2 separate regions of the Homo sapiens genome follow, and region 2 is linked to region 1. A link is an interaction called in ENCODE POLR2A ChIA-PET data of the cell type or tissue named here. Cell type or tissue: A673. All regions are shown on one strand. Links, peaks and the distances in the headings refer to the core of each region. The heading gives the core; the rest is flanking DNA. Region 1 overlaps TOX2 (TOX high mobility group box family member 2). Region 2 overlaps TOX2 (TOX high mobility group box family member 2).

Region 1 (4,394 bases), core at 105-4,104:
TCACTGTGAAAAAAAAATTAAACCAACAAATACAAAGAAGTAAAAATTGTTAAAACTGCACCATCCACAAATAATCATTATTAACCCAACCATTTACTAAGTATCTTTTCAGTCTTATCTTTGTGCATTATACACAAAGATAATATATACAATAATATATACAATATACAAAGATATACAATATACAAAGATAATATACACAATATATAAAAATATGTACAAAATTTACATACATGGGACCCGAATGTGATGCCTTTTCCTGTACTTTCCAGTGTGTTCTATTGGAGCAGTTCTAGGACCTGCCAATTTTCTGCAACAGTGTATCATGTGTATACTTCCACGTGCATAATTACAGGTCTTGCTCTTCCTTTTAGTGGCTAGATAACATTCCATCATATGGGTGTTTCATCATGTACTTAACCTTCTGTTGATGGACATTTAGGCTATTTCTGATCTTTTCTATTATAAACTCTCTTGGGATGGGTTCTTTGGGAGTGGTGAAAAGGATTTTTTAAAAAATTTTATTATTATTATATTTTGAGGGTGGGATCTCAGGAGAGGGAGGGAGAGATGTTAAGGCAGACAGAGAAGTTTCCCTTGGATGCGTCGAGCCTCTGCCTGCCCCCAGGGGTGTTCTGGAGCATAAATTGCACCACACAGTTGATCCCATCATAGGGTAAAGGGGTAGCCTTTGCACCCCCATGTCCATTCGTCGTTGGCCAGAGATTGGGGGATGGAGTGACCTCCTGGGGCTGCAGTACCTGTTGGCAAGTGGTGTCCTCTGAAGAAGGGGGCAGCTGAGAGCCTTCACCAACCGATGTTCCCAGCAGCTGGGGGACAGGTTGCTGCTCCAGTGAAGGGGGCCCAGGAAGGGGCCAAGAACTTCTGCATCAGCTGCACCCCCACTCATGGTGCCAGAGATATCAGAGTTCTCCCCCTCATGTCAGCACTGAATTTTGTAGAACTTTTTAAAAATCTGAACTAATCCTATGTGTGAAAAATGTTATTTTCTCCCCTCCCACCACATGTCTGGATCCTTGGGAGGAATGAGTTACAGCTTCCCCCACTCTCAGAAAGAACCCAGATCCTCAGTGGAGGAGTAATTTGATGCCATCAGGAGAGCAGGGACCTTGGGGCTGGAAGATTCCAGCTCAAGCCCCAGCTCTATCCTGGGCAATCTTCTTCACCCTTTCAGCCTCAGCTTTCTCATCTGTAAAAAATGGTAACCATCATAGCGCCTGCCTCAGAGGAGGGATGTGAGGATAAATGAGGAGCCATTTGTGGAGCCTTCCAAACTGTTTACAGGTTGAGAGGCCCTAAAGCTCCTGGCGGGGTGGGGTGGGGACACATAGTCCTCTGACGTGGCCATGGAGTCCTGGGTAGGGGGAACTCTGATCTTTAAGCCAGCTTGGATTCTAAGATGGCCTGTTGCCTTGAACGGCTGTACCTGATTGGTCAACATTTGGCCATTGCCCAAAAGGGGCTGGGGATAATGACTTCTTTCCGCGTGATTATAGCAGCACAATTCACAATTGCAAAATGTGGAACCAACCCAAATGCCCATCGATCGAGTGGATAAAGAAACTGTGATATATATATATATATATATAGACACACACACACACAATGGAATACTACTCAGCCATAAAAAGGAATGAATTAATGGCATTTGCAGCAACCTGGGTGTGATTGGAGACTATTATTCTAAGTGAAGTAACTCAGGAATGGAAAACCAAACATCGTATATTCTCACTCATAAGTGGGAGCTAAGCTATGAGGATGCAAAGACATAAGAATGACTCAATGGACTTTGGGGACTCAGGGAGAAAGGGTGGGAAGAGGGGGAAAAAGAAGATAAACAGCATATTTTGAACTAAAAATTACTCCTTGATATTAATAGTGGGCATTCCTCTTAAATTATGGATTAAAAAAACCCTAGGAATTTGTTTTACCTCAAAAATAAAATAAACCGTAATAAACCTAAAAAGGGGGTGCTGGAGAGCAGGAAATGTGTGGCTTCTTCTGCCTCCCTGACACTGTCTCAGGCCAGACCTCCCCACACCCCCTTCATCAATTAAATTGTGGTAAATTAGGCGGTAGGAACCACCCCAGAACTCCAAGTCCTTCTGTGCCTCAGGTCCACTGTGTGACCTCAGGGCTGGTTCTGACCCTCTCTGGGCCTCCTTCCTTCTTCTGTGGGGTGAGGCCACTGAGCCCCATCCCTGAGCACCCACAACTCTCCTGGGAAAGGATCTGGGAAGCTTTTCCTGCCGCCTCCTCCCCACCTTGGGCATTTCAGTCTCGGCTTAACCAGCCACTTCAACACAGGCAACACTTTTCTCGAGAGTTCATAAAAACATGTAAACACGGGTGAGGATACAAAATATTGAGCGGCGAGGCAGTAAAACACGGCAGTGTTTGTTGTGTTAACTGAATATTCATGAGCTGACTGTTTAAATTACAGTTCACAACTGTTGCAGGGCCTGATGAATAATTTAAATGAGGGTGGCCAAAGAGATTTCAACACTGCATTAGCAAACTGCTCAGGATCAGCTTCAGAGAATTTATAATTAGCTCAGAATAGCCTATAATAAATTCTTTGGAAAGATGGTTTTAATTAGCACATGTGCCAATTCAGAATGGAGAATGTTCAGCGTTCAGGGGAGGGGGTGGGTCACCCTCCCCTCCTTCTTATGTTTCCCCGTCATGCGGAGGTCCCACCACCTGCCTGGGATCCCTGAGCCATGCTGAGCCCACCCGGAACCCACCACCAGGCTTCCTGCCTTGAGTCTGTCCCGCCTCCACTGCCCCATCCCAGCTTAGGCCTCTCCGCCATAGCCTGTGCAGCTGCAGAAGCCTCTGACCTGGTCTCCCTGCTTCTGTGTCTCCTGCTCCAGTTCATCCCCATGGGGGCAGCCAGTGGGAACTTACTGGATGCAGATCTGATTCCATCTCTGCCCCATTTGGAGATCCTTAATTGAGGAGGCCCAGAGAGATGAAGTGGCTGGTCGAGCTCAAATAGGTCCCAGACACCAGTTGACTTCAGCCAGTGCCTAGGTGCTTGGGGATGGGTGAGGCATCACTGGCAGAAGGAAGTGCACAGGCAAAGATGAGGAGGCAGGAATGTTCTGTGTGTCGGGGGCCAGTGGGGAGCAGGACAAGCAGAGGCTTGGAGAAAGCAGGGGCCCGACCATGGCGTGCCTCAAATGCTTCGAGGTGGAGGATGTAGGAGGGAGGTCCCACTTAGGGGATCATGGAGGCTGCCAGTCTGGGGCCTAGAGCTCCCAGCCCACCTGGCTCATTCCTCAACATGTGCTGAGTGCCTGACAGGTGCCAGACCTCGGGCTGGGCACTGGGGAAACGGCTCAGAGCAAAGCACCAGCCACGGTTCCCTCTTTCATAAATGGAGCACACAACCAGAGCCATGTACACACTCAGCCGAAGGTACGACTAACAGCTGTGACAAGTTCAATGGAAAAAATAACAGGGTGTCAGGAGAGAGAATCAGCAGGGATCCTGATTTAGGTGGGGAGCCAGGGAAGGCCTCCTGAAGGCAAGGGCATTTGAACTGAGTCCAAAAGTGAGTAGGGGTGAAGGAGGCCAACTGGTCCCAGGTGGAAGGGGCTGCCCCATTCCCAGAGGGGGTGCTGTGGCTGGGCAGGGGGGTGAGGGGGTCTAGTAGAGCCCCCAGCAGCAGCCTAGGGTGGGGCTGGACTGGTTCTGGGAGAGGGGCATCTGTCTATGGGGAGCTCATTGCTGGAGGAGAAAATAACCTACTTTTCTGCTCCCAAACCCTCGCTGCAGCGCTTAGAGCTGCAAACCTTGAGCAAGACATTGGAGTTTCTCTGCTTCATTCCATCAGGATCACTCACGCACTCATTCAGCCCTCACACTTTTATTAAGCCCCTACTATGTACCAGGCACTCTTCCAAGCCCTGAGCAGTGAACAAAACTGATGACAATCCCTGATTCCTGGAGCTTACATTCCAGTGATACAGACAGACAAAGACGCAAAGGAGTAAGATGTGCCCTCCCTGGCACTCAGATGGGGGAGGAAAGGTTCCCTGCCAGATTCTCTGATGCCCCCTCCCAGTCCTGGTGCTGTGGGCAGGGCTCTCAGACCCCTTTTGAAATAGAAACTGAAGATCAAATTCAGGAATTTGGAGGATTCACAGCTTGGACAGGTCATTTTTAGTTATCCACCTGCTGTGACCAAGGGCAGCCAGTTCTGCCTCCTCAGCTCTCTCCTGTCCATGACATCTGCCCCATGTGCCTCTTGACCCTGCCTTTAGCCTCTTGCCCTGAGCACAGGGGAACCTGCTGGGCCATCCCCCACTCACACACCACTCTGGACCCCCAGTGACTGCCAGACCAAGTCCTCATCCCCTTGTGAT
Region 2 (4,394 bases), core at 166-4,165, 50 kb before region 1:
ATATTTATGTCCCTATTCTGTGACAGGTCCCATGGAGGCCATAGATGAGTAAGACATGGGCCTGTGGCCCTAGGGGGCACTACTAGTGAGGAAGATACTGTAGTCTCAGTGGGGCATGGAAGCTCTGCTGCAGGGTGCTGCGCCCCCTCCCCTGCCGCTGCAGGATCGCTCATGCCGGGGCCACCATACCATGCCCCTCTCTGGCCTGTCCCTGTGTGAGCATAATGCTGCTGCTGCAAAGCTGCCTTTATATTGCATTGACATGCGCCAACATGCAAGACTGGTGGGCAAGACTCCAGGCCTTGGAAGTGGTTATTTTGGAAGAGTACACTGATGTCATTTAATTGTACATAATCAACTGAAGTCTCATCTCAGCAGACCAGAGTTAGCCCTGACATCTCATCTGAGCCTTTTCACAATGTTTAAATAGTATTTTTGTTAACATATTGAGCCCTGGTTTTCAGAACTATATTATGGTGAATTCTGTTCTGGAACCTACTGGAAAGCATTGGCAATGTCCTTCCACCAAGAAGGAAAAGTGGGACTCAGTGGGGCTCTGTGTCTGCTCTAGGCCTCGGCAGAGGAGAGCACAGTCGTTTGGAGAGGAGACTTGGTACAAATAAATGTCACCCTCCCCAAACCATTAACAGTCATATCCTCAACAATTCCCCCAACACTTTGCAGCTTGCAAAGCCTTTTTCTCAATGGTTATTTCAGCTAATCTTCACAACAGCCTCGAGAATGAGTAGACGTTATTGTTCAGTCAATTTTATAGATGATGCAACTGAAGATCAAGGATGTTGGCTGATTCAATCAAGGTGACTCAGCCAGGGAGCACTAGAGCTGGCATTCAAACTTGTGAAGCTCAGACTCGGAGCTCCACAAGCCTCCCTTGCCTTGTCCACTGACTTGCCTCAGCCTAAATGTCACTTCTGCAGAGAGCTCTTTGTGACTGCCAAACCCACGTTAGGTCCCCTTTCCATGATTCTCATTAAAATGGCACCAGGTCTTTTTAATTCATAGTGACAAAAATTCATAATTTTTGTCACAGTGGTCATCTACTTACCTTGTGATGACTTAGTTAATGCCTGATTTCCACCCTAAACTGTGACCACCATGGGGAAAGGATCTGGTCTCTCTGGTCCAATGCTGTGTATCCCAGTGGGGCATAGTGTCTGGAACACCGAGAGCACTCAGAAAATATTTGTGTAATGAGTGATGGTAGCCCCTGCTCTTCTCTGAACTTCAATGTCCCTAACAGTGGAACAAGGTGGTTGGACTTCCTGAGGGTCCTTCTAAATCTTTTATGCTGTGACCCAGAGGGTCTCCCTAACTTAGGACTTTATGAAGAAGATATCAAAATTCTCTGAGATTAATTAAGTCTAGCCAGTGGCATGAGCCAATCTTAATGTGAACAAATTTTGCAATTGCAGTTAGATTTCTTATAGTGTATCCGTTAGTTTTTCCTGCATAACAAACACCTCAAAACTTAGTGGCTTAAAACAACAAATGTTTATCTGGTTAATGATTTTGTGGGTCAGCAGTTTAACTGAGTTCAGTTGGGTGGTTCTTCTGGCCTTGCTTAGGATCACTTTAGCAGCAGCAATACATTGCCAGATCAGCAGTGGGCTGGTTGGTATGGGAGGCTCACCTGTGTTCCACATGGTCTCTCAGCTTCCAGCAGGCTAGCTCCAGGTTGTTCACATGGTAGGAGAAGGGTTCCCAGAGCAGCAAGAGCAGAAATTGCAAGATTTCTTGAGGTCCAGGCTTGAAATAAACACACATCTACTTCCAACACATTCTATTGGTCAAAGCCAGTCACAGGACCAGCCTAGATCAAGGAATGGAGAAATAGCCTCTACCTCTTGATGGGAAAGGCTGCAAAATATTGTGGCCTTTTTACAAACTACCACATGTAGGAAACATATGGGATATGATTCATGATGATTTTGTTGAAAAATAACTTAGACTTTTCTGGTACCTATAGCTCCTTGCAGCTCAGTGGGACCCTACTAGCTTCTAGACTTGAATGATGAAAGTTCTATATATTTCCTTCCTCTTTTCCCTGGAGTGCTTCTTGAACTCACAACGCGAGCGCGCGCGCACACACACACACACACACACATACACACATACACGTGAACACCCTCTCACAATGTGTTGTCTCATCAACTGCAAGAATTGTATTGTCCAAATTACTGGATTAAGGATTGACATCAACATTTGGGTAAAATGAAGCCCTCACAGCCACTAGAGGATTCAGAGGATAAACACTCTAAATGGCTTAAAATATGTTTTATAAATACAGTTAAATACAAGGTTCACCCAATCAGCAAATGTTTATTGGACACCTGTTATATGCAAGGCTGTGAATATCAGTGGGAAGCCATTTCTGGAAAACATTTGCTTCCAGAACATCCAATCAATATATGTATATATTTTTGAGATGGAGTCTCACTGTCACCCAGGCTGGAGTGCAGTAGCTTGATCTCGGCTCACTGCAACCTCCACCTCCTGGGTTCAAGTGATTCTCCAGCCTCAGCCTCCCGAGTAGCTGGGATTACAGGTGCCTGCCACCACACCCAGCTGATTTGTGTGTGTGTGTATTTTTAGTTGAGACAGGGTTTCACCATGTTGGCCAGGCTGGTCTTGAACTCCTGACCTTAAGTGATCCGCCCACCTCGGCCTCCCAAAGTGGTGGGATTACAGGCGTGAGTCACTATGTCTGGCCCAGAACATTCAAATCGTATTACAAATTTGTTCTTTAATGTAACACTTCTCCTGAGATGCCATCTTCTTTACTTAGAAACCGCAGCTGAGACAGAGGTTCCCCTAGGGTATGTATTAGCTGACTGTGTCCCTTTTTGAAAACTTTCACCGCCGCTCTACGGGCTTGAAGTGTTTTTTTTTGCAAATACATTCTCCATTGTTTGGTTTTTGCAAGACTCCACATAAATTTTCCCATAGCTGCTTTAGCTTCTACAAATGATCACACTCCCTCTCCCTCCTTGGACCTTGGGTTACTTTTGTACCAGACTTGCCGGGGTGGCCTGAGAATGAGATATAATTCTCAGATAGGGCTGTGTCCCCATCAGCAGCTCCAGGGGGGTAGAGGACCTGGTAGAGGTCAGTTCTTTCCTGTTGAGAGCAGACTCTGTCCAGGAGTTACAGAAATGGATATTTCCTGATGATGTGACCCAGAAAGAGTCTCCTCCTTCCTGGGACGAGGTGAGGAGGAAAGGGAAGTGGGCTTGGGACTCAGCAGACCTGGATTCAAATTCCAGCTCCTCCATGCCTCAGCATGGGCCAGATTTCCTTATGCAAGTGATAGCAGCTTCCTATCAAATGGGAGGAGTAGCAGCGTCTGCCTCCTAGAGTGTCATGAGAAGTAAATGAGGTGTGTGTGTATTGTGGATTCTGTTGCTGCCTCACCAGAGTCCTGCTCATCATTCAGCTGCTGTGAGTGTTGGCTGCTAACTATTCACAGCTACTCTTTCTTTGGAAAATTGGAACTGTGAACCCAGGAGAGGATAGAAGGGGAGGTCTAGAAACCGATATCCTTATCTCAAGGAGTGACCAACTCTGCAACTCCTCATGGGCTCCAGCTAATCCAGCCAGACTCCAGCCACCAAGGCCAAATCTTTACTCAGCTCCTCCCCTGTCATGTCCTGCCTCCCTCCCGCCCTTCTTCTAAGAGCCCTCTTCAAGTCACTTTCACAGGCATCCCCATCTCAGGCTGTACTTCAGAGGAAGCTAAACTAAGAGTATGTAAAGAACCAGAGTCAGAAAAACTAGCTATGACTTATTATTTTTTACCATATATAATGCTTTGGTCACACAAGAGCTTCTGTTCACCTCTTGCGCTCATTTACAACTTGGTGTTTTTGTATGCATTGTTTCCTCTGATGGGAATCCCCTAGTGTTTTTCAACCAACAAATGCCTATTTGTTCCTTCAGGGGCACTGCAAATGTCACCTCCTCATCACAGCCTTCCTGGCTGTGTGTAGAGTTTTCCACTCTCTTAGCTCTAAATACCACTTCTGCTAAAGAGCTCACATTTTTTACAGGAATTATTGAAAGAACTTGTGTGTGTGTGTGTGTGTGTGTGTGTGTGTGTGTATTAGAGTCAGACTGAATGACATGAATGACATCAGATTTGCAGTCTTAAAAGCTCTCAATGACAAGAATGAATACAGGGAGACCAAGTTGAGAGGGTTGGTAATAGGCCAAGTAAAGGATCAAGATCTAGATTGTGGCAGAGGGGATGGAAAGAAGTAGATGCATTGGAGATAAAGTTAGTGGGTCTTGACAGTGATGGACATAGAGGGAGAGAGAAACGGAGGGGTAAAGGATGACTCCTAGGCTTCTACCATGAGCCCATTTTCAGGCATGGT

Evidence for each region. Peaks named below come from ENCODE experiments on the same cell type or tissue, not always from the same donor. Only the 100,000 strongest peaks of a DNase experiment are listed, where the experiment ranks them.
Region 2: POLR2A ChIA-PET joins it to region 1 with 5 read pairs; 7 of 35 experiments call an interaction of 5 or more read pairs at or near these places.

What each region holds. Positions count from the first base shown.
Region 1 is chr20:44,024,640-44,029,033 of GRCh38, forward strand. The region is part of intron 3 of TOX2 (TOX high mobility group box family member 2); the gene reads left to right. Among named protein-coding and RNA genes, the nearest start is that of TOX2, 110 kb to the left of the region's middle. In A673, for the core only: no CTCF peak of the experiment used is centred there; a DNase peak (open chromatin) is centred at 2,482; H3K27ac peaks cover 387 bases.
Region 2 is chr20:43,974,680-43,979,073 of GRCh38, forward strand. The region is part of intron 2 of TOX2 (TOX high mobility group box family member 2); the gene reads left to right. Among named protein-coding and RNA genes, the nearest start is that of TOX2, 62 kb to the left of the region's middle. In A673, for the core only: no CTCF peak of the experiment used is centred there; no DNase peak of the experiment used is centred there; H3K27ac peaks cover 1,155 bases.